Regions from separate parts of the Homo sapiens genome. Here regions 1, 3 and 4 are each linked to region 2. A link is a contact called in ENCODE Hi-C or POLR2A ChIA-PET data. All regions are on one chromosome and are shown on one strand. Each heading gives the region's core, a stretch centred on a gene start or an enhancer-like site at or near the end of the contact. The rest is flanking DNA. Distances are from core to core; before and after follow the strand shown. Region 1 holds the start of GNA11 (G protein subunit alpha 11). Region 2 holds the start of MRPL54 (mitochondrial ribosomal protein L54). Region 3 holds the start of TLE2 (TLE family member 2, transcriptional corepressor). Region 4 holds the start of UBXN6 (UBX domain protein 6).

What was found. A loop is a pair of places that touch in the nucleus more often than their neighbours do. ChIA-PET counts read pairs that join two places held with the same protein, here RNA polymerase II (POLR2A). Pooled maps may share reads with other maps.
Region 1: a loop to region 2 is called in a pooled map, with 5 times the contacts of the local background. The contact joins the promoter of GNA11 here to the promoter of MRPL54 in region 2. A Hi-C loop is called at or near these places in 2 of 50 pooled maps. POLR2A ChIA-PET finds 5 or more read pairs at or near these places in 2 of 52 experiments (CD8-positive, alpha-beta memory T cell and HepG2).
Region 3: a loop to region 2 is called in a map of CD8-positive, alpha-beta T cell, with 4 times the contacts of the local background. The contact joins the promoter of TLE2 here to the promoter of MRPL54 in region 2. A Hi-C loop is called at or near these places in 3 of 168 maps with a recorded cell type or tissue (CD8-positive, alpha-beta T cell, ascending aorta and natural killer cell), 2 of 37 single-sample maps with no recorded cell type and 11 of 50 pooled maps. POLR2A ChIA-PET finds 5 or more read pairs at or near these places in 3 of 52 experiments (GM12878, activated B cell and naive thymus-derived CD8-positive, alpha-beta T cell).
Region 4: a map of CD8-positive, alpha-beta T cell shows a loop between it and region 2 (7-fold over the local background). The contact joins the promoter of UBXN6 here to the promoter of MRPL54 in region 2. A Hi-C loop is called at or near these places in 1 of 168 maps with a recorded cell type or tissue (CD8-positive, alpha-beta T cell), 1 of 37 single-sample maps with no recorded cell type and 11 of 50 pooled maps. POLR2A ChIA-PET finds 5 or more read pairs at or near these places in 2 of 52 experiments (B cell and GM10248).

The regions. Positions count from the first base shown.
Region 1 is chr19:3,088,744-3,095,989 of GRCh38, forward strand. GNA11 (G protein subunit alpha 11) reads left to right here and starts at 5,619. Exons shown (of 7, transcript NM_002067.5): 1 at 5,619-6,044. The coding sequence starts at 5,909. RefSeq lists silencers at 5,288-5,537, 5,558-5,677, 5,998-6,127 and enhancers at 5,424-6,411, 6,412-7,246.
Region 2 is chr19:3,761,432-3,769,159 of GRCh38, forward strand. MRPL54 (mitochondrial ribosomal protein L54) reads left to right here and starts at 1,251. Exons shown (of 3, transcript NM_172251.3): 1 at 1,251-1,387; 2 at 3,735-3,900; 3 at 5,830-6,134. The coding sequence starts at 1,270. The coding sequence ends at 5,962. APBA3 (amyloid beta precursor protein binding family A member 3) reads right to left here and starts at 261. Exons shown (of 11, transcript NM_004886.4): 1 at 105-261. LOC105372248 (a long non-coding RNA gene) reads right to left here and starts at 1,209. Exons shown (of 3, transcript XR_936268.1): 1 at 1,127-1,209; 2 at 718-775; 3 at 323-423. RAX2 (retina and anterior neural fold homeobox 2) reads right to left here. Exons shown (of 3, transcript NM_001319074.4): 3 at 7,658-7,728. RefSeq lists a silencer at 146-463 and an enhancer at 1,125-1,614.
Region 3 is chr19:3,024,196-3,031,357 of GRCh38, forward strand. TLE2 (TLE family member 2, transcriptional corepressor) reads right to left here and starts at 5,085. Exons shown (of 20, transcript NM_003260.5): 1 at 4,686-5,085; 2 at 4,511-4,608; 3 at 4,124-4,187; 4 at 3,634-3,678; 5 at 825-887. The coding sequence starts at 4,709.
Region 4 is chr19:4,456,416-4,463,374 of GRCh38, forward strand. UBXN6 (UBX domain protein 6) reads right to left here and starts at 1,379. Exons shown (of 11, transcript NM_025241.3): 1 at 1,200-1,379. The coding sequence starts at 1,282. RefSeq lists silencers at 1,181-1,250, 1,281-1,330 and an enhancer at 1,441-1,640.

The DNA of each region.
Region 1 (7,246 bases), core at 4,369-6,868, 670 kb before region 2:
TGCAAGCTCGGCCTCCCGGGTTGGCACCATTCTCCTGCCTCAGCCTCCCGAGTAGCTGGGACTACAGGCACCTGCCACCATGCCTGGCTAATTTTTTGTATTTTTAGTAGGGATGGGGTTTCACGATGTTAGCCAGGATGGTCTCGATCTCCTGACCTCCTGATCCGCCCACCTCGGCCTCCCAAAGTGCTGGGATTACAGGCATGAGCCACCACGCCCGGCCATATATTGTTGCTTTTAACAGAGACAGGATCTCACTGTATTGTCCAGGCTGGTCTCTAACTCCTGGGCTCAAGCGGTCCTCCTGCCTTGGCCCCCCAAAGTGTTGGCATTACAAGCATGAGCCACTCTGCCTGGCCAAGTGAGTGACAATGTTTTTGGCCACAATTTGCCCTCTGGTTGTAAGTTTCACATGCAATTGGAGCTTTGATCTATTGAGGCGGGAACTCCAGGAGCCCCCTGGCTACGTGCAGCTGAGGTGGGACTGGAACCCCAGAAGATGAGCTTTTCAAGGAGCTAATCTTTTGTCCGGGTGTGGTGGCTCACACCTGTAATCCCAGCACTTTGGGAGGCCGAGGTGGGTGGATCACCTGAGGTCAGGAGTTCAAGACCAGCCTGGCCAACATGGTGAAACCCTGCCTCTACAAAAATACAAAAATTAGCCGGGCATGATGTGGGGGTGCCTGTAGTCCCAGTTACTGGGGAGGCTGAGATGGGAGAATTGCTTGAGCCTGGGAGGTGGAGGTTGCAGTGAGCCGAGATCATGCCATTGATTGCACTCCAGCCTGGGCGACAGAGCAAGACTGTCTCAAAAAAAAAAAGTGAGCTAATCTTCCCACACACCCAAGGAACTGATAAACGGAGACTTTGACCCTCCCTTTGCCCTCTTATCTCAAGACAAGGGAGAAGGGTCTATCAAGGTGTACCTCTGAGGATAAGGGATAGGCTCCTGACATTTGGAAACTGGGAAGGGCCAGGTAGAGGGAGGAGGTGGTGGGGAGGTCAGGCAGTGTCAGGGGCTGGGAGAGGCGTGGCAGTCAGCGAAGTTGTATGCAATGGTGCCTCAGTTTCCTCCTCTTTAAAATGAATTTCCAGCTCCAAGAACAATCTAGGCTCTAGTATTCATTTTTAGTATCTTCCCTTTGTCTTTTTTTTTTTTTTTTTTTTTTTTTTTTTGTAGAGACAGGGTCTCACTATGTTGAGACCCTGGTCTTGAACTCCTGGGCTCAAGTGATCCTCCTGCCTTGGCCTCCCAAAGTCCTGGGATTATAGGCGTGAGCAACTGCACCTGCCTTAATTTCAGTTTTTGAGACAGGGTCTTATTCTGTTACCCAGGCTGGAGTGCAGTGGTGCAATCATGGCTCACTGCAGCATTGACTTCTTGGGCTCAAGTGATCCTCCCACCTTGGCCTCCTGAATAGCTGGGACTACAGGCACACGCTACCATGCCCGGCTAATTTTATTTCATTATTTTATTTTATTTTTTGAGGTGGAGTCTCACTGTGTCGCCCAGGCTGGAGTGCAGTGGTGCGATCTCAGCTCACTGCAACTTCCACCTCCTGGTGTGATCTCGGCTCACTGCAACCTCCACCTCCTGGGTTCAAGCGATTCTCCTGCCTCCGCCTCCGGAGTAGCTGAGAATATAGGTGCAAGCCACCATGCCCGGCTAATTTTTGTATTTTTAGTAGAGACGGGGTTTCACCATGTTGGCCAGGCTGGTCTTGAACTCCTGACCTCAGGTCATCTGCCTGCCTTGGCCTCCCAAAGTGCTGGGATGACAGGCGTGAGCCACCGTGCCCAGCAAATTTTATTTTTACTTTTGTAGGGTGTGTACGTGGGGGTCTTGCTATGCTGCCCAGGCTGGTCTCAAACTCCTGGCCTCAAGCAGTCCTCCTGCCTTGGCCTCCCAAAGTATTGGGATTACAGGCATGAGCCACTCTTCCCAGACCAGGCTTTTTAATTCCTTTCCCATCATTCCAAACACATCGATTGAGCACCTAGTGTGTGTTAGAGCCTCATTCTAGGTCTCTTTCTGTAAGGGACCACATAGGAAATCTTTGAAGAGTTCTTGTAATGCTGCCCTGTGGGGTAAGAGTAGCCACACTCAGTATGGAAATCAATGGATGTGACTGGCTTCCAACAAAATCCTATACATGGACACTGAAATTTGAGTTCCATATAATTTTTATGTCTACCTAAATATTACTTTCTTTTGATTTTTTAAAACCGTTTAAAAATGTAAAAGCCAGGCTGGGCGCGGTGGCTCACGCCTGTAATCCCAACACTTTAGGAGGCCGAGGCAGGCAGATCACGAGGTCAGGGGATTGAGGCCATCCTGGCTAACACGGTGAAACCCCATCTCTACTAAAAAATACAACAAAAAAATTAGCCAGGCGTGGTGGCGGGTGCCGTAGTCCCAGCTACTCGGGAGGCTGAGGCAGTAGAATGGCGTGAACCTGGGAGGCGGAGCTTGTAGTGAGCTGACATCATGCCACTACACTCCAGCCTGGGCGACAGAGCAAGACTCCGTCTCAAAAAAAAAAAAAGTAAAAGCCATTCGAAGCTTATGGACCATAGGGCCGAGGGTTGTGGATTGCCAATCTTTGTTCTAGGTGAACCAGACAGGCTCTGACCTCATGGAGCTGATGGCCAATTTGGGAAACTGAGTCTACAGAGAGGCACCCAGAAGAATATATAATTTCTTTCTTTTTTTTTTTTGGAGATGGAGTTTCACGCTTGTCGCCCAGGCTGGAGTGCAGTGGTGTGGTCTCGGCTCACTGCAACGTCCACCTCCTGGGTTCAAGAGATTCTGCTGCCTCAGCCTCCCGAGTAGCTGGGATTACAGGTGTCCACTAATTTTTTTGTATTTTTAATAGAGACAGGGTTTTGCCATGTTAGCCAGGCTGGTCTCAAACTGCTGACCTCAAGTGATCTGCCTGCCTTGGCCTTCCAAAGTGCTGGGATTACAGGCATGAGCCACCACACCCTGCTTTTTTGTTTTTTTTTTTTTTTGGACGGAGTTTCTCTCTTGTTGCCCAGGCTGGAGTGCAATGGTGCGATCTCAGCTCACTGCAACCTCCGCCTCCCGGGTTCAAGAGGTTCTCCTGCCTCAGTCTCCCAAGTAGCTGGGATTACAGGCATGAGCCACCGTGCCTGGCTAATTCTGTATTTTCAGTAGAGACGGGGTTTCTCCATGGTGGTCAGGCTGGTCTTGAACTCCCGATCTCAGGTGATCTGCCCACCTCGGCCTCCCAAAGTGCTGGGATTACAGGCATAAACCACCACACCCGGCCTTTTTTTTTTTTTTTTTTTGAGACGGAGTCTCGTTCTGTTGCCCTGGCTGGAATGCAGTGGTATGATCCCAGCTCCCTGCAACCTCTGCCTCCCGGGTTCAAGCGATTCTCCTGCCTCAGCAAAAGTAGCTGAGACCACAGGTGCCCGCCACCACGCCCGGGTCATTTTTGTATTTTTAGTAGAGAGGGGGTTTCACCATGTTGGCCACTCTGGTGTTTTGTTTTGTTTTGTTTTGATACAGGGTCTCACTCTTGTGTCCCAGGCTGGAGTGCAGTAGCCCCATCTCCGCTCACTGCAACATCTGCCTCCTGGGCTCAAGTGATCCTCTCAGCCTCCCGAGTAGCTGGGATTACAGGCATGTGCCACCACACCCATCTAATTTTTTGTATTTTTAGTAGAGATGGGGTTTCGCCATGTTATCTAGGCTGGTCTCGAACTCCTGAGCTCAAGCGGTCCACCTGCCTTGGCCTCCCAAGTACTGGGATTACCGGCAGGAGCTGCCGCACCTGGCCAGAACATACAATTTCAAGTTGTGGCTCAAGAGAAGGTACCTGGCTTGGTCTGAGGAGTCAGGAGAAGTCTCCCTGAGGAGCTGACGTCTGAATTGAAACGGAGAGGATGCTCAGGGGTTGGCCAAGGAGGCCAGAGAGGGAAAAGGGTTTTCAGTAGTCAGCAAGGTGGTGGGAACACACGTTTTTATAAATTCTGGTGGCCACTTCCATTTCATCTGCAAAGTAAGGATAAAGATATGGCTGGGTGAGGTGGCTCACATCTATAATCCCAGCGCTTTGGGAGGCCGAGGAGGGCAGATCACTAGAGGCCAGGAGTTTGAGACCAGCCTGGCCAACGTGGCGAAACCCGCTCTCTACTAAAAATACAAAATTAGCCAGGCATGGTGGCGCGCCTGTAATCCCAGCTACTTGGGAGGGTGAGGCAGGAGAATCACTAGAGCCTGTGAGGCAGAGGGTGCAATGAACCTAGATCACGCCCCTGCACTCCAGCCTGGGCGACAGAGCAAGACTCCATCTCAAAAAAAGAAGAAGAAAAAAAAGATATCCCTTGGGTAGGGTTAGCTTAACGGGCTTACAGCAGTGCCTGGTATCCTGTAGGCATTTCATGAATGCGTATACCTGGCCTGGAATGGTGCAGGCACTGCAGTAAGGCCTGATTGACACCTGATGGACAGCAGGCACTCCATTAATCTCTGGTCCGTGCCTGGCATATAGAATGTGTCCCATTAATGCCTGATACACAGTAGGTGTCCCATTAACGCTTTTTAATTTTTTTTTTTGAGACAGAGTCTCGCTCTGTCGCCCAGGCTGGAGTGCAGTGGCATGATCTCAGCTCACTGCAAGTTCCGTCTCCCGGGTTCACGCCATTCTCCTGCCTCAGCCTCCCGAGTAGCTGGGACTACAGGCGCCCGCCACCACGCCCGGCTAATTTTTTGTATTTTTAGTAGAGACGGGGTTTCACCGTGTCAGCCAGGATAGTCTCGATCTCCTGACCTCGTGATCCACCCGCCTCGGCCTCCCAAAGTGCTGGGATTACAGGCGTGAGCCACCGCGCCCGGCCCTCTTTTTTTTTTTTTTTCTTTGGAGACGGAGTTTCGTTCTTGTTGCCCAGGCTGGAGTGCAATGGCGTGATCTCGGCTCACTGCAACCTCCGCCTCCTGGGTTCAAGTGATTCTCCTGCCTCAGCCTCCCGAGTAGCTGGGATTACGGGCGTGCACCACCACGCCGGGCTAATTTTGTAGTTTTAGTAGAGACGGCGTTTCTCCCTGTTGGTCAGGCTGGTCTCGAACTCCAGACCTCAGGTGATCCGCCCGCCTCGGCCTTCCAAAGTGCTGGGATTACAGGCGTGAGCCACCGCGCCCGACCTCCATTAACGCTTTTTAATGGATGAGTGAAGGTTCCTGTCAGGCAATGTCAGGGCGCTTCCCGGGGGCAGCGACTGCTGCCCAGGCACCTGGAGACCCAGAGAGCGCAGCGGCCGCGTGCGCGCCTCCGCCACCGCGCCTGGGCCGAGCCGAGCGGGACCGAGCGGGGCCGAACGGAGCCGAGCGGAGCCGAGCCTGGCCGGGCCGAGTCCGCCACATTCCCACAATCCCGGGCGGCCCCGCCCCGGCTCCCGGCTGCGCGTCCCCCTTCCCACGTCGGCGCAACCAAACCCGCGGGCCCCCCGCCCTCGCCCCGCCCCGCCCCTTTCGCGCCCGCCGACGCCCCGCCCAGGCCGCTAGTCCCGCCCCCATGGTGGGCGCGCTTGGCCGCCGGCCCCTCCCATTGGCCGCACCGTCTGCCCGTCGCGGGCTGCGCTCCCAGCCTGCTAGGTTGTCCGGCGCTGTCGCTCGGTTGCGGCGGCTGCGGTTGGCGGTGGCTGCGGCGGCGGCGCGGGCTGAGTGCGGCCGCGCGGGAGTCCGCGGCTGGCGCGGCCCGAGCGGGGACCCGGCGGCTCGCCAGGCGGCGGCCGAGGCGGGGCGGGCCGGCCCGGGGCCGAGGGCCGGTGGCCGAGGCCGGAGGGCCGCGGCGGGCGGCGGCCGAGGCGGCTCCGGCCAGGGCCGGGCCGGGGGCCGGGGGGCGGCGGCGGGCAGGCGGCCGCGTCGGCCGGGGCCGGGACGATGACTCTGGAGTCCATGATGGCGTGTTGCCTGAGCGATGAGGTGAAGGAGTCCAAGCGGATCAACGCCGAGATCGAGAAGCAGCTGCGGCGGGACAAGCGCGACGCCCGGCGCGAGCTCAAGCTGCTGCTGCTCGGTGAGTGCGGCCCCCGGGCCTGCCGGCTGCGGGCCCTGCCCTGCCTGTGCCTGCCCTGCCTGTCCGGGTCGGGCCGGGACCCTCCGGGGTCAGCCCTGCCTGTGCCGTCCGGGTCGCGAGACCCTCCGGGGTCAGCCCTGCCTGTGCCTTCCCTGCCTGTCCGGGTCGCGGGACCCTCGAGTGTCAGCCCTGCCTGTGCCTTCACTGCCTGTCCGGGTCGGGGCGGGGCCCTCCGGGATCAGCCCTGCCTGTGTCGTCTGGGTCGGCTCGGGACCCTCTGGGGTCAGCCCTGCCTTTGCTGTCTAGGTCGGCACCTGGGACCCTCCGGGGTCAGCTGCGGGCCCCTGATTTCTTTGGGGTCAGCCCCTGCCTTAACTGTTCATGTTGGCACCTGGGACTCTCCGGTGTCAGCCTGTGTCTGTCCTGTCTGGATCAGGCCCCCGATCACTCCTAGGTCAGCTCCCAGCTTCTGCTGTCTACATTGGGCCTCCAGGACTCTTCAGGATTTGCCCTCTGTTCCTTCTCAAGGGACCAGTCCCTCCCTGCACAGGGACCTTCTGACCTTACCCCACCGGAGTACCCACCCCTCGCTACCCCTTCAGGGCCAGACCTTTGGGCTGTAACCCACAGGGCACACTCACCCCTCACTGCTCAGGGCCCCGCGTTGACCCTTCCCTCCAGGCAGAGCCCTGTACACTCCATGCAGGCCCTGTACCCTCCATGCAGGCCCTGTACACCCCCCCATCCCCCCGAAGACTCCTCCGTGTCCCCTATCCCCACATTCCCTTCAGGGCCATTCTCCTGCCTTCCTGTTCCGGGAAACCCCGTACTCCTCTTGGCTGGAATGCACCCTGTGGGAAAAAGACAGTCTTTCCTCTCCTCAGGGTTCCGCTCAGCTGAGGGTGGGGCGGTTGACACCTGAGGGAGCCTTTGCTTGTTGTCCCAAGCAGCTATCTCGGCAGCCTCCCCCGCCCCCTTCCTTAGAGTCCTGGTGGGAGCCACGCTGAGTCCTCGTTGAGAGCAGCCCCCCACCTGCCGGCTCCTCCCCACCGTCCTGGAGAAGGTTTGCTGGTGAACCTCCTTCTCCCCAAGGCACACCTGCTGCAGGGAGCCAGTCGGGCCAGCTGTAAAGTGTTGTCACTCCAAATAAGGGCCCCTTCAGTGGTTTACAAAACAGAAGCTCTTGCCCTGCCCCGCCCCTG
Region 2 (7,728 bases), core at 1-2,500:
CCCCGACTTCAGGACCCAGCCCCAAGCCCAGACCCTAGTCCCCCCTCAGACCGAAGACCTCAAGCGCCGACTCAGACTGCGCTCTGCACCTCGAGGACACTCACTTCCCAAATCGAGGCCGCCTCAGCCCCGCGCAGCCTCCAGGACCCCGCTCCCCACGGACGGCCCCGACGTAGCCCGGGCCGCGTCCCCAGAAGGCGCAGCTCGGGGATTCCCGGTCCCGGCGCCCGCTCCTCTATCCGCGCAGAGCCCTGGCCCATTGAGCATGCGCGGCCTCGCGAGGCCTGCTGGGAAATGTAGTTCTCCCACCCAGCCTCGCCACGCGGGGGCGCTGGGACAACTGCAGATGTTGGAGGGGAGTTCGAATCCCAGGCTTCCCGGCCCGCAGACTGCCCCGGCTGGCCCCAGGACCTGTTTGTTCTCCTGCAAAATAGGGTTAATAATCACTGCCTGGCTCTGGGGGCTGTGTTCATTATTCCAAAGGATGGCAGATGGGGAGAAGTGGGGTTGGGAAATATTAAAGAAGTGTGAGAGGTGGTTTCCTTGGGACCTTGAGGCACCGGAAGCGTCGTGGAGACCCTGTTAAAGACGGACTTTCGGTTTGGCTCACAGTAGGGAGACACATAGGTGCACCATGGATTTGGGGTCGGCCTGGGAACTTTACCTCCCTGAGAACTCAGTTTCCTCATTATAAGCTGGGGAAAAAATAGTACCTACCTCTCAATTGTGAGGATTAAATTAGATCAAGCGGGTTAAGGATTTAGCAGTAGTAGAGCTGGAAAAGAATATATAAAATATATATTATTAATTTATATATTATATATAAAACATACTATATATTATATGTATTATATATGTTATATATAATTTTAAAAATATAATGTTATAAAAATTAACAGTGATTAGACTCCAGCCCTACTGGAGTATATTAGACTCATTGTTAATCTTCTTTTTTTAACTTTAAAGCTTTGAATAATTACTCATTGGATGGAATCAGGAACATATAAAGTGTGATATTTTTAGTAAATGTTATGTAATTGAAGAAGGGCAAGAAGTCAATGAAATATCCCTTGAACGCCTCCTCCTATAGTAACTGTGTATGTCTACAAAAGTCTGAAGAAATCACCATAGATTATGAAAGCTTGGGAGACCGCATTTCCCAGACACCTCCACGGGGCCTACACTTCCACGGGGCCTACAACTCCCAAACACCCTTGGGCCACTGACGTCTTCCGGAAACGTGCACTTGCAAGCTGCCCGCAATACGTCATGGCGACCAAACGCCTTTTCGGGGCTACCCGGACGTGGGCCGGCTGGGGGGCCTGGGAGCTCCTAAACCCCGCCACTTCCGGAAGACTCCTGGCCCGGGATTATGCCAAGAAACCAGGTGAGCTGGGTTAAGAGGAACCAAATGGGGACGGTGGGTGCACTGAGGAATTGACAGTGCGCAGGCGGTGGTTGGGGAGGTGGTGCTAGAACTGATGCGCAAGCGCAGAGAGGCGGATGCCAGGCTGTATGCGCAGGCGCAGTTTGAGGGACCCAGCGCCGCTTGGAGCTCGGGCGTCTGGCTCGGAGATACTGTAGCGATTGGACCCAGGGCGCAGGCGCCAGCTTGGGGCGGAGCGGCCTGGGAGGAGGATGTGGTTACGTGGAGACCACGCGTTTCACTGCGCAGGCGCGGGTTGGAAAGGATTTGAAGGGAGTCTGGGGAGGTCATGAACTTGGGTTCCAGTTCTGTTTCTCTGCCTGCCTCCAAATCGCTGGGTAACCTTGGCCAAGACGTTACCAAACATTCAAAGAAATTATGGAGCCCGTTTAATTGGCCACTTCAGCAAGAACAAAACAAGGTTATTAAGGTTTAGCTGGATACAGCCTTGCCTGATCTCCTTTGTTGAAAGGGGGAAATTGTCCAATGTTCGGCCTTAAAGACAGACACATAGCAGACAAAATATAACTTGAATGACTTGGTCATTCCAAGCATCGGTGTTACTTAATGCTATGTCCAAATCCCACTTAAAGTTACTTAATGCTGTGTCCAAATCCCACTTAAAGTGATTTCGAGGCCAGGCATGATGGCTCACACCTTTATTCCCGGCACTTTGGGAAGCCAAGGAGGGAGGATCGATTGCTTGAACCCAGGAGTTCGAGACCAGCCTGGGCAACATAGCAGGACCCTGTTTGTATAAAAAAAAAAAAAAATTGCCTGGCGCGGTAGCTCACGCCTGTAATCCCAGCACTTTGGGAGGCTGATGCAGGTGGATCACAAGGTCAGGAATTCAAGATCAGCCTGACCAACATGGTGAAACCCTAGCTCTACTAAAAATACAAAAATTAGTGGGGCATGGTGGCACATGTCTGTAATCCCAGCTACTCAGGAGGCTGAGGCAGGAGAACTGCTTGAACCCAGGAGGCGGAGGTTGCAGTGAGCCGAGATCACGCCACTGCACTCCAGCCTGGGCGACACAGTGAGACTCTGTCTCAAAATAAATAAATAAATAAATAAAAATAAAAATAAGCGGGGCATGGTGGCTCACAACTGTGATCTCAGCTACTTGGGAGGCTGAGGCAGAAGGATCACTTGAGCCTGGGAGTTTGAGGCTGCAGTGAGCCATGATTGTGCCCCTGCCCTCCAGCCTGGGCTTTTATTTTTTATTTTTTTATTTTCTTCAGACGGAGTCTCGCTCTGTCGCCCAGGCTGGAGTGTGCAGTGGCGCAATCTTGGCTCACTGCAAGCTCCGCCTCCTGGGTTCACGCCATTCTCCTGCCTCAGCCTCCCAAGTAGCTGGGACCACAGGTGCCCACCACCATGCCCGGCTAATGTTTTTGTATTTTTAGTAGAGATGGAATTTCACCATGTTAGCCAGGATGGTCTCAACCTCCTGACCTCGTGATCCGCCCACCTTGGCCTCCCAAAGAGCTGGGATTACAGGCGTGAGCCGCCGCGCCCGGCCGGGCTGTCTTTATTTTTTAATTTTTTAGATTTTTTATTTTTTTGAGATGGAATCTTGCTCTGTAACCTAGGCTGGAGTGCAGCGATGCGATCTCAGCTCACTGCAACCTCCGCCTCCCGGGTTCAAGTGATTCTCCTGCCTCAGCCTCCCGAGTAGCTGGGATCACAGGCATATGCCACCATGCCCAGCTAATTTTTTTTTTTGTATTTTTAGTAGAGACAAGTTTTCACCATGTTGGCCAGGCTGGTCTTAAACTCACCTGACCTCAGGTGATCTTCCCACCTCGGCCTCCCAGAGTGCTGGGATTACAGGCATGAGCCACTATGCCTGGCTGAGACCCTGTCTTTAAAAAAAAGTTTTGAGTGGCCGGGCGCGGTGGCTCACGCCTGTAATCCCAACACTTTGGGAGGCCAAGGTGGGCAGATCACGAGGTCAGGAGATCGAGACCATCCTGGCTAACACGGTGAAACCCCGTCTCTACTAAAAATACAAAAAATTAGCTGGGCGTGGTGGTGGGCGCCTGTAGTCCCAGCTACTTGGGAGGCTGAGGCAGGAGAATGGCTTGAACCCGGGAGGCGGAGCTTGCAGTGAGCTGAGACTGCGCCACTGCACTCCACCTGGGCAACAGAGCGAGACTCCGTCTCAAAAAAAAAAAAAAAGAAAGTTTTGAGTGTAGCAGAGTCCAGCCAGGGGCAGAGGCCACCTGAGACAGGGTTCTGTGAGAGAAGTTTGGCTTCCAGAGGAGGGGCTGGGCTGAAATGACTCTCCCTCTCGTCTCCCCAGTTATGAAGGGGGCCAAATCGGGAAAAGGTGCAGTGACCAGCGAGGCCCTCAAGGACCCCGACGTATGCACAGATCCTGTCCAGCTCACCACATATGCCATGGGCGTCAACATCTACAAGGAAGGGCAGGATGTACCCCTGAAACCGGATGCTGAGTACCCTGAATGGTGAGTAGGCCAGGCTGTGTCATCCTGCAATGACTATTCCTTCCTCCGCCCCAGGAGGACCCCTTCCCGGAGAGGCGGATCGCCACTCCAGCCGGAGCCTAATAGTCACACCTACCCATCCTGGCTTTAGGGCAGGGGGCTTCAGGGCTCTGCCCATCTGTAATGGGGTGATGGGACCCATCCCTCCCTCAGAGGGCTGTGAGGAATTCATGAGATTAGAACACATGTCAAGTACCTAAAACAATGCTTTATCTTAAGCAAATACTTAAAAAAAATTTTTTTTCAGGCTGGGCGCCGTGGCTCACACCTGTAATCCCAGCACTTTGGGAGGCAAGGCGTTTGGATCACCTGAGGTCAGGAGTTCGAGACCAGCCTGGCCAACATGGTGAAACCTCGTCTCTACTAAAAATATAAAAATTAGCCGGGTGTGGTGGCACATTCCTGTAGTCCCAGTTACTTGGGAGGCTGAGGCACGAGAATTGCTTGAGCCTGGGAGGCAGAGGTTGCAGTGAGCTGAGATCACGCCATTGTACTCCAGCCTGGGCAACAGAGTGAGACTTGGTCTCAAAAAAAAAAAAAAAAATTTTTTTTTTTCTTCTATATGGAGTCTTGCTCTGTCACCCAGTGTGGAATGCAGTCATGTGGTCTTGGCTCACTGCAACCTCTGCCTCCTGGGTTCAAGCGGTTCTCCTGCCTCAGCCTTCAGAGTAGCTGGGATTACAGGCATGCGCCACCATGCCTGGCTAATTTTTTTTTTTTTTTGAGATGGAGTTTTGCTCTTGTCGCCCAGGCTGGAGTGCAGTGGTGTGATCTTGGCTCACTGCAACCTCCACCTCCCAGTGTTCCAATGATTCTCCTGCCTCAGCCTCCCGAGTAGCTGGGATTACAGGTGCCCGCCGTCACACCCAGCTAATTTTTGTATTTTTAGTAGAGACAGGGTTTCACCATGTTTGCCAGGCTAGTCTCGAACTCCTGATAACCTCGTGATCCGCCTGCCCTGGCCTCCCAAAGTGCTGGGATTACAGGCGTGAGCCACCACGCCTGGCCTAATTTTGTATTTTTAGTAGAGACAGGGTTTCTCCATGTTGGCCAGGCTGGTCTTGAACTCCTGACCTCAGGTGATCCGCCCACCTCGGCCTCCCAAAGTGCTGGGAGTACAGGCGTGAGCCGCCGCACCCGTCCTGCAAATACTTATTGACCACTGACTGCATGCCAGGCCCTGCTCTAGGCTTGAGGGATACAGAAGGGCTCAAAACAGACACAAGTCCCCACCCTGGCGGAGCTAGCTGGGGAGGCAGACAGGAAGGAGGAAGTCAGGCAGCTGTGGTGGTGACACTTCCAGGAAGGGGGCAGGAGAATGAGGGACAGAGCCGGGGTGTTTGGCTGCTCTAGTTTGAGGTTTGGGGGACACAGAAGCCAAGACGGGAGTGGGTGGAAGGGGCTTTCCAGGCAGTGGGCACAGCCTGTGCAAAGGCCCCGGGGCAGGACCGCACCTGGTGTGCTGGAGGAACAGCGGGGAGGCCTGTGTGGCTGGAGCACAGTGAGGAGGGCGAGAGAGGGAGGAGGTGAGGGCAGGACCTGTGGGCTGCAGGAAGGGTTCTGCTGTGGCCCCAAGCTGATCTGAAGGCTGGGGAGGGTCAGGAAGGCTGAGCAAGTGGGGGCAGGTGGCATGATGTGGACAGTGCTAGGAGGCAGGAGAGGGCTTGGCGTGTGCCAGCCTCAGATGTGCCACTGGGATGGGGTTGGCTCCATTGCTGCATGGCCAGGGACCCACCCAGCCCAGGGTCGGGGAGGGACCACCCTGAGATCATGCAGCCAACCAGTGGGCCTGGCACCCAGCCCCGTCGCCGCCTCTGCCCGAGGTGCCCGGGACACCAGGGAGCCCAGGGGTCACCGTGTAGCTCTGATTCCTGCCCGCACCCCCGTCAGGCTGTTCGAGATGAACTTGGGTCCCCCAAAGACCCTGGAGGAGCTGGACCCCGAGAGCCGGGAGTACTGGCGGCGGCTGCGGAAACAGAACATCTGGCGCCACAACCGGCTGAGCAAGAACAAGAGGTTGTAGCATGGAGGGCCCGGCATCGCTGACCCCCACGCCGAGGGCTTGCCGTTTTCCCGGAGGACGTGGACTTTTGTGAGACAAGAGGCGGCTCCCCAGCCTGGGTTTCCATGTGACCCCACAGTGGGGCTGGACCAGGGCCCTGGAGGCCAATAAAGAGCTTTCTGGGTAGACCCTATTTCCCCTTGGTATTGTCTGGTGTCGGCCTGGCGGGAAGTGGGTCCCTCAGACCCCAGGGATCCCAGCCTCCACCCCAGCCAGTGGTGGGCCGTCTGCAGGTCCCCTGTGCCTCCGGCCCTTGGTGGGCTTCTCTCCCCAACTCCTGGAATTCCTGACACTGCTCACGAGGCCCCGGCCCCAAATCTCAAGTTGCTGGGTGAGGGGGTTGTCCTAGCTAAGCCACTCTTGGTTGCAAGGGACTCAAACCTAACTATCTCAAGCCATCAGAGTCAGAAAAGAGGCTTTATGAGCTTCAAGAAAGGAGATGTCCGGAGCGGGTAGTGGTGTGGCTTTAGGTGTGGCTGGATCCAGGTGCTTCGGTATTCAGACCCAAGGCTCTCTCCATCTCAGGGTCCTTGGATCCCCCAGGGGCTGGCACTCATGGGCAGGGTAGCCCGAGGGCTCCTGGCCGACGTCCCCACCAGCGCAGCAAGTAGAATCAGAGGGAAGGGACTGCCCCTTCCTTCCTGCTGCAGTCACAGCGTGGTCCTCACTGGCCTATCCCTGGAGCCCAGGGGCTTGGGCCTTCCTTCCCCACCCCCAAGTCCTCTGTCCACTCCACTGGAGCCCAGGTCTCAACCTCCGCCCCCAGTCCACCCTCTGGAGTCGGCTTTCGGCACCCTGACCCTGACCCAGGGTCTGACCCTAGGCCTGAGTGAGGACTGGCCTCCCTGCAGTCCCAACAACTCCTGCCCTGCCTGGCTGTGATGGGGCGGGATCACGAGGGCTGGAGTCCACCAGATTAGAGGAGGCTGAGGGTGACACGTAGTTAGGGAGTGATGGGGCCTCTTGCTGGGGGTAGATCACCTCATGGACCCCACGTCCTGCAGAACCCCCAAGGGTCATGCCCTCGGCCCCACCCTTGCCACAGCAGCCCCACCCATGCCTAGGTGGGTGCCCTGGGGGATTTGGACTGGGCTCACCCACCCTCCGGCTTCCTCTGTCCACAAGCTGGATGGGCGGGGCGGGGCCCGTCTCAGGGAAACCCTAACCTTCATCCTCTTAGGGGACTCTGGAGTGGAGGGGATTACTGCGCACCTGCTGTCCCCGGCGGCCTCCCTGGGCAGGCGGGGGTGTGAGCGCGCCTTCTCTCGCGCTCACTGCAGGTGGTGCCAGCCGTTCCCACCCTCCTGTTGTTCCCCAAGGTTCTGAGGGTAAAAATCAAAGTTATAACAGCCACTGGCCCTGCCTGGCCTCCCCATCACCTCCCTCCTCCCCCTCCTCACTCTGCTCCAGCCGCATGGGCCTCCTCGCTATTCTTTCAATGCACGAGGCGTGGTCCTGCCCCAGGGCCTTTGCACAGCCTGTGCCTCTGCCCAGCTCCCTCCTTCCCTAGACCTTCTCCCTCCCGCCCCCGGTCTCTACCTTCACGCCAGCCTCCCCTCCTCCAGAACTCCCTATTAAAATTGCAGCCCCTGCCACACTCCACATCTGACTTTCCTGGTTTTTTTTTCTCCCTATCACTTATCACTGTCTGAAGTCTTTTGTTTTAGATTTGTTTTTTATTTGTATTGAGTCAGGGTCTGGCTCTGTTGCACAGGCTGGAGTGCAGC
Region 3 (7,162 bases), core at 3,835-6,334, 730 kb before region 2:
GGGTTTCACCATGTTGGACAGGCTGGTCTCGAACTCCTGACCTCTGGTGATCCACCTGCCTCAGCCTCCCAAAATGCTGGGATTACAGGCAGGAGCCACCGCACCTGGCCGAATTACAGTCCATTTTAACCATTTGTAAGTGCACAGCTCAGCAGCATAAAGCACACACACGGTTGTGCAGCCATCCCCAGCACCATCTCCAGAATTTTCCCATCTTCCCAAACTGAATTTCTGTCCCCATAAAACTCTCACTCCCCGTCCCCTCCCCAACCCCTGGCACCCCCCATTCTGCTTTCTGTCTCAGTGAACCTGACGACCCTGGGACCTCCTAGGAGTGGATCACCCAGTGTTTGTCCCTCAGTGACTTCTTCTAGCAAGACGGTAGGGTTAACTTTCATCAGGTGCTGAGTAAGCGTACCCATCATCTCCAGCACCCTGGGTGTATGAGCTCATCTCAACTTCACACCTACGCTACTGAAAAAACAGAGACAAGTGTCCTGCCTGAGGCCACACAGCCAGGATTCAGACCCAGGCAGCCAACTTGCAGGGCTTGAGGGGGTCAGCTCTATGCCTTGCTTCCCATCAAGGGGGAAAACAGCCCCCAGTCCTCACCCTCAGCCAACACCTCCCTCCATCCCTGCAGCCCCTGCCCCAGCGGGATGCCTGGCCTCAGGGCTGCGGGACTACTGCAGTGAAAATGGTCTCTATCCGTGCTGCAGGCTACGCGGCAGAATCAGTGCCTGGGGCGTCCTCGCCCAGACCTACCCCCTCCCGTCTTCTTCCGGCTCCCTTCCCCTCCTCCCCCCACCCCCAGGCCCACTCACCTCCTGGGTCAGGAAGGGGATAATCTGAGCGCAGATACCGCTCAGACGCTTCACAATCTCCGCCTGGCAGGAAGCAATGAGAGGAAGCTTGGAGCGGGGTAGAGATTTGCAACCCAGCTCTGGACTCCCAGGCGGACCAGGTGTTGGCAAAGCCGAAGGGTTGGGGAGGTGACGCCCGCAGGTGCACAGAGGGAACTCAGGCTAGCATGGCATGGGCCGAGGTGGGATTCAGAGCCCCACCAGGCTGCGTGCTCAGCTGAGCGAGGCCCAGGGTGGCCTGGAGCTGGGAAGACCAGGGCTGAGGTCCTACGAGTCACAGATACACCACCCGCCAGACGCACACCCGCCAGGGATTTGCAGGAGGCAGACGCTCAGACACCCAACTCAGACGCAGACACTCAGAGGTGCTGGGCTCAGCTGAAACAAAGGAAAGGGGCCTCCGCCTGGAGTCCCAGATTCCAGCCCCGGCTTGGCCCACGTCTGTCCCAGGCAAGGCCCCTTTCTTGGTCTCCTCCGCTTCCCAGGACTGATCTACCAGCTGGGGATGCCTCCAGGTGGAGATCTCAGCACGCCACACTCAAGGGAAGGATTTCATCTGGAGAGGGTCTGGGCCCAGGTGCCCCAAAGAGGCTGAGCAGACGAGAAGGCGTGTGGGTGGGGAAGGGGGCGGGCATACAATGGCCACGGACTTTGCCTCTGCCTGAGTTACAGGTGTGCTGTGTGTCTGGCGAAGTCTGTGTCTCCTATTCCCACCAGGAGGGTGGAACTGGGATCCCAGGGTGTCCCGCACCCCATAAAGGGGGGTCTATTGCGTGGACCCATGGGACCACGCCATGCTTCAGCAGACAAGCCCCCTCCTGCCCACATCAGAACCAACAGAACCCCCACACATGCAGGAAAGCATGCCAGGGTGGGCAACCCCAGGCACCCCACACTCCCAGCCCACCCCCTTCTCCTTCCCAGCCACCGGGAAGTCCCAATACAAGGTTCTGCTCATTGATTCTAATATTCTGATAGAATCTAGGAGCCCATGAAGCTCAGAAGTTTGGGACCCCTCTCATCCCTTTAGAAACCACTGGCCAGTCTCAGGATCTCAGGATTAAGCATGGACCACTAAAGTCAATTTTAGAATCTTTGGGTCTATTGGCCGGGCAAGGTGGCTCACTCCTGTAATCCCAGCACTTTGGGAGGCCGAGGCAGGTGGATCACCTGAGGTCAGGAGTTCAAGACCAGCCTGGCCAACATGGAGAAACCCCGTCTCTACTAAAAATACAAAATATTAGCCAGGCATGGTAGCAGGCGCCTGTAATCCCAGCTCCTCGGGAGGCTGAGGCAGGAGAGGCGCTTGCACTCAGGAGGCAGAGGTTGCAGTGAGCCAAGATCAGGTCATTGCACTCCAGCCTGGGCAACAAGAGTGAAACTTTGTCTCAAAATTTAAAAAAAAAAAAAAAAAAAAAAAATCTTTAGGTCTATCTCAGAACCTTGAGATCAGAAGTTCGGGAATAGCCTCAGAACCTTTTAACACATCTCAGCACATAGATATGATAATCGCAGAACCCTGAGGTCTATCTCTGAACCCTGAGGTCAATCTCAGAACCCTGAGGTCTATCTCTGAACCCTGTCTATCTCAGAACCCTGAGGTCTATCTCTGAACCCTGATGTCTATCTCAGAACCCTGAGGTCTATCTCTGAACCTTGAGATCACAAGTTCAGGAACACCTCAGAACCTTTTAACACATCTCAGTACACAGATAGGACAATCTCAGAACCCTGAGGTTTATCTCTGACCCTTGAGGTCTATCTCTGAACCCTGAGGTCTATCTCAGAACCTTGAGGTCTATCTCAGAACTCTGAGGTCTATCTCTGACCCTTGAGGTCTATCTCTGAACCCTGAGGTCTATCTCAGGACCTTGAGGTCTATCTCAGAACCCTGAGGTCAATTTCAGAAATTTGAGGTCTATCTCAGAACCCTGAGGTCAATCTCAGAGCCCTGAGGTCTATCTCAGAACCTTGAGGTCTATCTCAGAAAACTGAGGTCAATCTCAGAACCGTGAGGTCTATCTCAGAACACTGAGGTCAATCTCAGAACCCTGAGGTCTATCTCTGAACCTTGAGGTCAATCTCAGAACCCTGAGGTCTATTTCAGAACCCTGAAGTCTGTCTCAGAACCTTGGATCACACTGAGAAGCTCCAGAAGAGGCTCAGAGCCTTACGACACTGGAGTCAATCTCAAAGCCCTGAAGACAGCCACAGAGTTTTGAGGTCTATTTTGGAGTAGTGGGGTCACAGTCTGAACCATGGCATCAAATTCAGGGCCTGGAGAACAATCTTGGAACCTTCCAGCCAATCACACTGAGACCAATCTCAGAAGCTTCAAAGCAGCAACAGAACCTGGGGTCCATCTCAAAACTTCAGACTTTCTGGGTTGAAAGGGACCTCTAAGAGTGGCCATCCAGCTCCCTCCTAGGACAGAAGTCACTTCCACAGCCTCCCTGGCCTGGCTGCCCTGCCTCTGCTATGTGCCCTCCTTGATGGGGATGCCTGGTGGCCCCTGCCCACTGCCTGCATCTCTGCTGGACGCTCCAACTGCTAGATACTGTCTTCAGAAGGTGGGACTCATTTTCCTTCCACGAGGCTGAAATCTGTCTTCCTGGTCCCAGATGGGCCCTCTGTGACCTCTGCGGAGATTTCAGGATGAGACCCGTGTTCCCTAGGTCTGCTCTGGCCCCGGCTGCCCACTCTGGGTCCTTCTCAGGGCTTCCAGACCCCCACCCTCCCTCCTGAACACGCGTAACCCCAACCCAGTTACCTGCTTATGCATTTCAATGTTGAGCCCGTACGACATCTCATAATACTGCAAAGGAAAAACCAAGTAAGAACGTCTAGGGTGGAGATGGGTGCCCTCCTCCAGATAGGTGATGCCAGGGTCTTCCAAGAGTCCCCAGGTTCAGGGGAATCACAGCAGGAAGCAGAGCCCCCCCCAGCTCCACGGGGTCCCAGAGGAGGAAGCGGGGGCTCTGCCTGGAAGGGCCCCCTCTACTCTCCCCAGAGAGGCAGGGCAGGTAGGAAGTGTCCAGAGGCCCTGGCCCGACAGAGACTCCCATCAGGCGAGGGGTCCTCCCTGTCTCCCCATTCCCAGAGCTGGGAGGACCCTCCTAGAGAGCCTGAAATCCCAACCTGCCCAATGTACAGACGGGGAAGACGAGGTTCGGAGTGGGGCAGGGACCTACCCCAGAGTCCACCGTGACTCAAAGCCCTGCCCGCCTCTCCCCTCACCCTGGCATCATAAGTGCCCTCACCATGACATAATGTCGCTGCATTTCCGTCTTCTCGCTGGCCAGCTTCTCACATTCTAGCTTGAGGCTGAGAAGAAGAGAGAGGGCAAGGGGCTCCCACCCGCCCCATGTGGGCCGGCTTCCAAAGTGAGAGGCTGGATCTCCCCCTCCCGACTTCCTTACAGACCTCCCCCCACCTCCTGTCCCAGTCCCTCCCCGCCCCTTCCTGGGCTCCAAATGCCCCAGCTCTGACTGTCCCCAGACCCCTCTGCACCTGCGCTTCCACCTGGAGGCCTTTGTCGCGCCCCCCCTCCAACCGGGAGCCCCTCCTCCCCGCCCTATACCCCGGAGGCCTCGCCCCGCCCCGGCGCCCAGGTGAACTCCCGCGGCCCCTGGGGCGGCCCCCCTCACCTGTGGTATTGAGCCTGAAGAAACTGGAATTCTTCTTTGATGCGGTCGCAGATCTCCAAGATCGAGAACTTGAAGGGCTGGCCGGACTGGAGCGGGGTCTGGGGGGGGTGTGGGGGAAACGTCAGGGTCTGAGTTCCCGGACACTGGGGGCCCCCTCCCCGCAGTCCGCACTCACCGGGTGCCTTCCCTGGGGGTACATCCTGCCGATCCGAAAAGCCCCCCAGGCGCCACCAGAGCTTGATGATATGGAGGCGGCAAGAGTGGGGGAGGCTGAAGTGGGGTGGTGGGGAGGCTGCCCGAAGAAAGAGGGAGGAGGGAGAAGCGGCGCGGGGCAAGGGACCCTGGAGTCCCTGGCGCGCCCCCAAGCGCGCGCGCCCGGGGTCGTGGGAGCCCCTCCCCGGGTTGGGGTGCGCGGGGCGAGCGGGGCGGGCAGGGGCAGCGGCCGGGGCGGGAGCGCGGCGAGGGCGGCCGCGGCAGCCGGCGCAGAAGGTCGGGCGCGCCGCGGCCGGGTTTCGGTGGCGGCGGCGCGGGCGGCGGGCCCCGCGCGGAGCCGCCTCCCTCCGGCGGGGCTCGGCCGGGAGCCGCGGGCTGAGCCGCCTTAAGGTGGCGCCGCCGCCCCCACGCGCCCGCGGCCCGCCCCGCGCCCACCCCCGCGCACCGCCCCTCCCCGCGCCCGCGCCCCCCCCGGCCCCCGGGCACCCGCCCCCTTCCTTCAGTCCCTGGGCCGTTGGGGAAACTGAGGCCGGGTGGGGAGGCGCCCAGTGCCTTAAAACAGGGTCCCCACCCCCTCCCGGAGGGGCGGGAGAAGAAAAACCAGTGAAGAAATTCACACCGTGTTACCCACCGTGGGAGCGGGGGGGGGGGCTTGCGGGGAGCGGGGACCAGTCTGGAGTCGGAAATGGCTTTTCTGAGCAAGTGACATTGGGTTGAGATTGAAGGGTCAGCAGGACGCAGCCTTGCCAAGCGCTGGCAGGGAACCCTGCCAGAAAGGGAATCTCACAGCAAACACTGCTTCCCAGATCATGCCGGGCCCTCGCCCTCTGGGGGCCTCAGTAGTCTCTGCAAAAGGTCAGGGGTGGTGCGCTATCTTTAGGGTTTAATTTTTTGCAGAGATAGGGTCTCCCTGTGTTGCCCAGGCTGGAGTACAGTGGGGCAATCATGGCTCACTGCAGCCTCGAACTCCTGGGCTCAAGCGATCCTTCCCCCTCAGCTTCTCCAGTAGCTGGGACTACAGGTGTGCACCACCACGCCCAGCTAATTTTTTAATTTTTTGCAGAGATGGAGTAGGGGGGCGTCTCACTATGTTGCCCAGGCTGGTCTTGAACTCCTGGACTCAAGCCTCTCTCTTCGGCCTTCCAAAGTGCTGGGATTACGGGCGGGAGCCACCGCACTGGGCACTGCACTTAAATGAGATAGTGCATGAACGCTGTCAGCCTCTCCCTACACAGAGCAAACTTCCACAGATGGGAATTGTGTTCCTACTGCCATCACCAGTGGACTGGGCTGTCTCCCCTCTCAGACTGGGTTTCTTGAAGGCAGGAGCCGTGTCCCACTCAGAACTGGAAGAACCACAGCTCTGCCATCAGACTCAAGTCTCTCCCACGGCAAAGGCTCCAGCCCCGACCAGAGACCACAGACATCCAGCCAGCATCCTTCAGGCCCACCCGGGGAGTGGGAAGTTCTTATTCTCTTTGGAGAAACCTCAGGAGAGGTTTGTGAAGTCAATCAACAAACGTGTACTAAATGCATACTGTGGACCACACACTGCTGTAGACACTGGGGCACAGCTGGGAACAAAACAGAGAAAAATCCATGCCCCTTGATGACACTTGGACTTGTGTCCTTAGGTGATCGAGTACCTAATGGTACCTAAGGGTTAGGGTTACAAAAACCCATTTTGTACCCTTACAAAAGGGCACAAGAGCCCTTATCAATGGGCCAGGGGTGGTGGGTCATGCCTGTAGCTCCAGCACTTTGGGAAGCTGAGGAGGGAGGATCGCTTGAGCCCAGGAGTTCAAGACCAGTGTGGACAACACCGCGACAATACAAAAAAACATTTTTGTGTTTTTTGTATCTCTACAAAAAATACAAAAATAATTAGCCAGGCATGGTGATGCACACCTGTGGTCCCGGCTACTTGGGGGGCTGAGGCGGGAGATACCTGAGCCCCAGAAGGTCAAGGCTGCACTGAGTTGAGATCACATCACTGCACTCCAGCCTGGGTGACAGAGCAGGACCTTGTCTCAAAAAAAAAAAAAAAAAGCCCTTATCAAATTTAAAGCCATCGTTTTCCAGCCCACAGATATTTACAGAGCACCTATGACGTGTCAGGCATCCTTCCAGGCACAGGGATTGTAAGGGTGGATAAGGGAGACAGATCCCTGCCCTCTCTGAGTTTGTGGGATGTGAGTGACAGGCTAGGCAGGTTCACAGCTTGGTAATTATGGGACTATTTGTACAGACAGAGGAAGAGTTTAGAGGGCAGTGATAGAGATGAACAAAAGCAAACCTGCTTATGTGGGGTGTCTGGGAGAGGACCCTTGGGGGAGGGTAGCCTTGGAGATGAGACCTGAACGATGAGGTTGGGCAGCTCTGGGAAGGGAGGAAAAGAGACACAGCCTGGGATAAAGATACAATTGTGTGTGTGTGTGT
Region 4 (6,959 bases), core at 129-2,628, 700 kb after region 2:
CCTCTCCCAGCCCCCACTCCCTCACAATCCCTTCCACTATTGCTTACAGACCCGTGTCCTGGCTGCCTGGCTGACTTCCTCAGTCCCTCTCCATCAGTCCCCACCACCCTCTGGCCAGCCAGCTCCCTGCAGCGGCCCCAGCTCTCCAGTTTCCCTTTTCTCAACCCAACAGCCCTCAGCCTTGCACCTTCCCTAGCTCCACTTCTTCCCCGGCCCTCCCAGCTGGCTCAGCCCTGCTCAGGCCCTTCTCTCCAAGTCCTCCCTAGACAATCCGGAAGCCTGCCCGGCATCTATCTCCTTTCCCCTCCTCTCCCACTTCCATAATCCACTTGGCACAGTGACGTGGCAGAGAAGCCTCGCAGAGAAGCTCTTTCTCCCAGCCTGCTAAGACGCGTCTGTCTCACCCGTCTTCTCCTCTCAGGCCCCTCCCGGGTAAGAGTCCATCTGTCAGAATCCCTCACCTCCACTCTCCTCACACACCTTCCTCAGCCCCTCCCTCTCAATTCGCCAGGACATCCCAGGTCACTGACGACGCTGCCCACCCCGGCCTCCCTGGCCTTCCAGACTCTTTCTAGTCTCCCATCAGCCTCCCACGTGCTCCAGATACCAAATCCAGAACCCCTCTTCCCATGGATACCTCAAAACAACTCTTCACCACCCCACCCCACAGCTGTGCGTCCTCCTCCAAGCTCAGCTCCCATCCATGGTCACCTAGATTGCCCCAAATCATCCCGGCCTCTTCGGCCAGCCGGGTCCCCAGACAGAGCTCTCCCTCACCACCCGGCTCAGGACTCATGATCCCGTTTTTCCCCAAAGGTCGTTCCACTGACCCCCAACTGCCTACAGCCCCGTCGCCCTAATCCCCCGCCACTGCATCGGACCCTCCTGCGGCCCCGCCCCCGAGACCTCCCCTCCCGCCCCGCCCCCTGCGCTAGTTCCCCTCCCCTCGCCTCCCCCGCCGCGCCCCCGGGTCATACCCGCCCCCTCCTGCCCCGCCCCCAGATCTCTCTCCCCTCCCCCTGACGCCCACCCTCGGCCCGACTTCGTCCGCCCCCGGCGCCTCTCCCCCTCCCCTGACCCTCGCGTGCCGCTCCCAGCCCCTCATCCTCTCCGATCTCCCGAGCCGCCCAAGGCCCCAGATCTCTCTCCCCGGCCGTCCCCGCCCCGCAGGGCCTCAAGCCCCTGCGTTCCTCACGCACCCCACGGACTCTTTGAGCTTCTGACCGGGTCCCGCGCTCTTGAACTTGATGTCGGCCTTGAACTCCTGAAAGAATTTCTTCATGGTGGCGGCTGGCCCGGCGGCGGGGGGCCGCGGGGGCGGGGGGGCACGGGGCCCAGTCGGGGACGGGGCCGCCGGAGACCAGCCACCGGAAGAAAATTAAAAAAAAAAAAAAAAAAAAAAAAAAAATTTACCTCGCCGCCGGAAGTCCCGCCTTCCCCTGGCCTGCCACGTGACAATCGACTAGACGTGCCTCTCTAGCGCTCGGTGCCTTGCTGGCCCAGGGCGGCCGCTCTGTACGCTGGAGCCGCGTCTCTGTGGTTCTTCCGGACTCCGTTGCCAGGGCGACGAGTGCACCTCTCGATTGGAGACAGGGCATTCCGTGGCGCTCCCCAAACGGTGACAAACGGTGATAGGACAGGGACAGGCCAACTGAACCTCGCAGAGAAAGCACTGGGCCCTATCCCTTTCGCTGCTCAACCTAAACTAGGCGCGGTGGCTCACGCCTGCAATCACAGCACTTTGGAGGCTCAAGCGGAAGGATTGCTTGATCCCAGAAGTTGGAGACCAGCCTGGCAACATGGCAAAACCTCGTCTCTATAAAAAAAAAAAAAATAAAATAAAATAAATTAGCCGAGGGTGGTGGCGCGCGCCTCTCAGCTACTTGGGAGGCAGAGGCGGGAGGATCGCTTGAACCCAAGAGGTCGAGGCTGCAGTGAGCTGTGATCAAGCCACTGCATTCCAGCCTGGGCGACAGAGAGAGACCCTGTCTCAAGCAAAACAAAAAAAATTCCAACCTTCTCTGTCTCCCCAGAGCTTACGTGATAAAATCCCAATTCAATGTTGGGTATTGGAGGCCCCCACGATCTGGCCTGTTTTGGTGCCTGAAGCACCCCCCCGCCACCATCACCACGTACCCTAGGTAGGAGCTGTTTAAGAGGATGCACCTGGGCCGGGCGCGGTGGCTCATGCCTGTAATCCCAGCACTTTGGGAGGCCGAAGCGGGCGGATCACAAGGTCAGGAGATCGAGACCATCCTGGCTAACACGGTGATACCCCGTCTCTACTAAAAATACAAAAAATTAGCCGGGCATGGTGGCAGGCGTCTGTACTCACAGCTACTCGGGAGGCTGAGGCAGGAGAATGGCGTGAACCCGCGAGGCGGAGCTTGCAGTGAGCCGAGATCTCACCACTGCACTCCAGCCTGGGCGACAGAGCGAGACTCCGTCTCAAAAAAAAAAAAAAAAAAAAAAAAAGAGGATGCACCCAATGCACCCAATTGGGACCTGGGGATTGGGGATCCACTTTGGTGGACACCAGTTAATAGTGGCGTACTTTGGTCTGTGCAATCCACAAAGAAGATACACAAAGTGACAGTTAAAACAAGCCTCAAAAAATGGGAGTTGGGGGTCAGACGTGGTGGCTCATGCCTCTAATCCCAGCACTTTGGGAGGCCGAGGCCGGCGGATCACTTGAGGTCAGGAGTTTGAGACCAGCCTGGCCAACATGGTGAAAGCCTGTCTCTATGGGCACCGGTAATCCCAGCTACTCGGGAGGCTGAGGCAGGAGAATCGCTTGAACCCGGCAGGTGGAGGTTGCAGTGAGCCGAGATCTCGCCATTGCACTTCAGCCTGGGCAACAGAGGGAGACTCTGCCTCAAAAAAGAAGGAGTTGGAATGAGATACACAGAGACTGATGGAGGAGAAGCCTCCAGGTGAGGAAACAGCCCACCCCAAGACTGAAATTGAAATATCATGGGTTGGACGGGTGGCTCAGGCCTGCAGTCCCAACATTTTGGGAGGCCAAGGTGGGAGGATTGCTTTAGCCCAGGAATTGGAGGCTGCAGTAAGCTAGGATCACGCCACTGCACTCCAGCCTGGGCAACAGAGCCAGACCCTGTCTTATTAAAAAAAGAAAAAAAGGCCAGGCACGGTGGCTCATGCCTGTAATCCCAGCCCTTTGGAAGGCCGAGGCGGGTGGATCACGAGGTCAGGAGATTGAGACCATCCCGGCTAATACGGTGAAACCCTGTCTTTACTGAAAATAATTTTTAAAAAAATTAGCCAGCCTTGGTGGCGGGCGCCTGTAGTCCCAGCTACTTGGGAGGCTGAGGCAGGAGAATGGCGTGAACCCAGGAGGCAGAGCTTACAGTGAGCCGAGATCATGCCACTGTGCTCCAGCCTGGGCAACAGAGCAAGACTCCGTTTCAAAAAAAAAAAAAAAAGGAAAAGAATTGGGCCAGGTGCGGTGGCTCACACCTGTAATCCCAGCACTTTGGGAGGTCAAGGCGGGTGGATCACTTAAGGTCAGAAGTTCAAGACCGACCTGGCCAACATAGCAAAACCCCGTCTCTATTAAAAATACAAAAATCAGCCGGGTGTGGTGGTGTGTGCCAGTAATCCCAGCTACTTGAGAAGCTGAGGCAGCAGAATCACTTGAACGCAGGAGACAGAGGTTGCAGTGAGCTGAGATTGCACCACTGCACTCCAGCCTGGGCGACAGAGCGAGACTCTGTCTCAAAAATAAATAAATAAAGTAAAAAAATAAATAAATAAAAGAAGAATACAGTGCAACCCAAACTTCAATCTTTCTGATCTCCAGTCTCCTATCTATGAAATGGGGATAAGAATAACACTCTCTATAGATTGTAGGGGTGATCATGTGATTAGAAAGTTCTCAGTATGCCGGGCACGGTGGCTCATGCCTGTAATCCCAGCTACTCAGGAGGCTAAGGCAGGAGAATCACCTGAACTTGGGAAGCAGAGGTTGCAGTGAGCCGAGACTGCGCCACTGCAATCCAGCTTGGCAACAGAGCAAGACTCCGTCTCAAAAAGAAAAGAAAAGAAAATTACAGCTCATTGTTGTGAATAAGGAATTGTATACCCTATAACTCAAATAAAGGTACAACACTGGGCCAAAGTCACACAGCTGGAAAGTGGCAGAGACCCATCCCACTTCTCCAAGAATAAAATCCTATGGGGTTCCTCAGCCTGGTCTAAGGAGATCCTAACATTAATAGGCCCTAATAAATTTCTATTTCAGGTTCTAAGTATTCTGAGGGTTTCAGAAACCCCGTTTCTTGTTATCACCCACCTTTCCACCTCTGCCTCAGTTACCTGGAAGTATTTCCAGCTCACCTCTGGGCCTTTGCCTAGGCATTCTCCTTTACCAGAAGGGACTTCTCTTCCTCTGCCTAACTCAATCCTCTTCCACCATGACGCTCTCCTGGACTATCTTCCTCATGTCGGATGAGGTTATGAGATTAAATAATTTAACATTTCTGCCAGGAGCGGTCGGTGGCTCACACCAGTAATTCCAGCACTTTGGGAGGACAACATTTATTTTTCTTTTCTTTTCTTTTCTTTTTTTTTTTTTTGAGATGGAGTCTCGCTCTGTTGCCCAGGCTGCAGTGCAGTGGCACAATCTTGGCTCACTGCAAGCTCCACCTCCCAGGTTCACACCATTCTCCTGCCTCAGCCTCCCGACTAGCTGGGACTACAGGCGCCCGCCACCACACCCGGCTAATTTTTTGTATTTTTAGTAGAGACGGGGTTTCACCGTGTTAGCCAAGATGGTCTCGATCTCCTGACCCCGTGATCCGCCCGCCTCGGCCTCCCAAAGTGCTGGGATTACAGGCATGAGCCACCATGCCCAGCTTTCTTTTTTTTTTTAGACAGGGTCTTACTCTCTTCCCCACGCTGGAGTGCAGTGGCACAATCATGGCTCACTGCAGCCTAGAACTTCTGAGCTCAAGCAGTCCTCCCCACTCAGCTTCCCAAGAAGCTGGGACTGCAGGCATGTGCCACCACACTCAGCTAATTTTTTTTTTTTTTTTTTTTTTGAGAAGGAATTTCGCTCTTGTTGCCCAGGCTGTAGTGCAATGGTGCGATCTCGGCTCACCACAACCTCCATCTCTCGGATTCTCCTGCCTCAGCCTCCCGAGTAGTTGAGATTACAGGCACCCGCCACCATGCCTGGCTACTTTTTTGTATTTTTAGTAGACACAGGGTTTCTCCATGTTGGTCAGGCTGGTCTTGAACTCCTGACCTCAGGTGATCCGCCTGTTTCAGCCTCCCAAAGTGCTGGGATTACAGGCGTGAGCCACTGCACCCGGCCTCCGGGTAATTTTTTAAAAATTGTTCAATCTTGCGCAGTGGCTCACGCCTGTAATCCCAGAACACTGGGGGGCCGAGGGAGGAGGATTGCTTGAGCCCTGATGTTCAAGACCAGGATGGGTAACATAGTGAGACCTTGTTTCTACTAAAAAATAAAAATAACAGGCCAGGCACAGTGGCTCACCCCTATAATCCCAGTACTTTGGGAGTCTGAGGTGGGTGGATCACAAGGTCAGGAGTTCAAGACCAGCCTGGCCAACATGATGAAACCTTGTCTCTGCTAAAAATAAAATACAAAAATTAGCTAGGGGTGGTGGCAGCACCTGTAATCCCAGCTACTCAGGAGGCTGAGGCAGAGAATCGCTTGAACCCGGGAGGCAGAGGTCACAGTGAGCCAAGATCATGCCACTGCACTCCAGCCTGGGCAACAGAGCAAGCCTCCATCTCAAAAAATAATAATAATAATAAATAAAATAAAAATAACACCCTGGGCAACATGGCGAACCCTTGTCTCTACCAAAAAAAAAAAAAAAAAAAATCAGTGCTGGTTGTGCCTCCCTGTAATCCCAGCTACTTGGGAGGCTGAGGCATGAGAATTGCTTGAACCTGGGAGGCAGAGGTTGCAGTGAGCTGAGATCATGCCACTGCATTCTGGTTTGTGAGACTCTGTCTCAAAAAACAAACAAACCAAAAATTAGTGAGGCATGGTGGTGCGCACCTGCAGCTTCAGCTGCTTGGGAGGCTGAGGCAGGAGGAGATCGAGACCATCCTGGCTAACATGGTGTAACCCCGTCTCTACTAAAAATACAAAAAATTAGCCAGGTGTGGTGGTGGGTGCCTGTAGTCCCAGCTACTTGGGAGGCTGAGGCAGGAGAATAGCGTGAACCTGGGAGGTGGCGCTTGCAGTGAGCTGAGATCGCGCCACTGCACTCCAGCTTGGGCGACAGAGCAAGACTCCGTCTCAAAACAAAAAACAAAAAACAAACAAACAAACAAAAAACCATTAAAAGATAAACTCGGCCGGGCGTGGTGGCTCACACCTGTAATCCCAGCACTTTGGGAGGCCAAGGTGGGCGGATCACGAGGTCAGGAGATTGAGACCATCCTGGCTAACATGGTGAAACCCCATCTCTACTAAAAATACAAAAAATTAGCCGGGCGTGGTGGTGGGCGCCTGTAGTCCCAGCTACTCGGGAGGCTGAGGCAGGAGAATGGCGTGAACCCGTGAGGCAGAGCTTGCAGTGAGCCGAGATCCTGCCACTGCACTCCAGCCTGGGTGACAGAGTGAGACTCTGTCTCAAAAAAAAAAAAAAAAAAGATAAACTCAAAGTAAACAAATAACTGTTTAAATTTTAAAAATGAAATATGTATTATACTGATGGGGTCTCGCTAGGTTGCCCAGGCTGGTATAGATCTCCTGGTCTCAAGTGATCCCCCTCAACCTCCCAAATCACCAGGATTAGTGGTGTTAACCACCTCGCCCAGCGTTTGATTGTAAAGCTGTTGGAACTTTAAATTATTCTTCTTATTATTATTTTTGAGACGGAGTTTTTGCTCTTGTCACCCAGGCTGGAGTGCAATGGTGTGATCTCAGCTCATTGCAACCTCTGCCTCCTGGGTTCAAG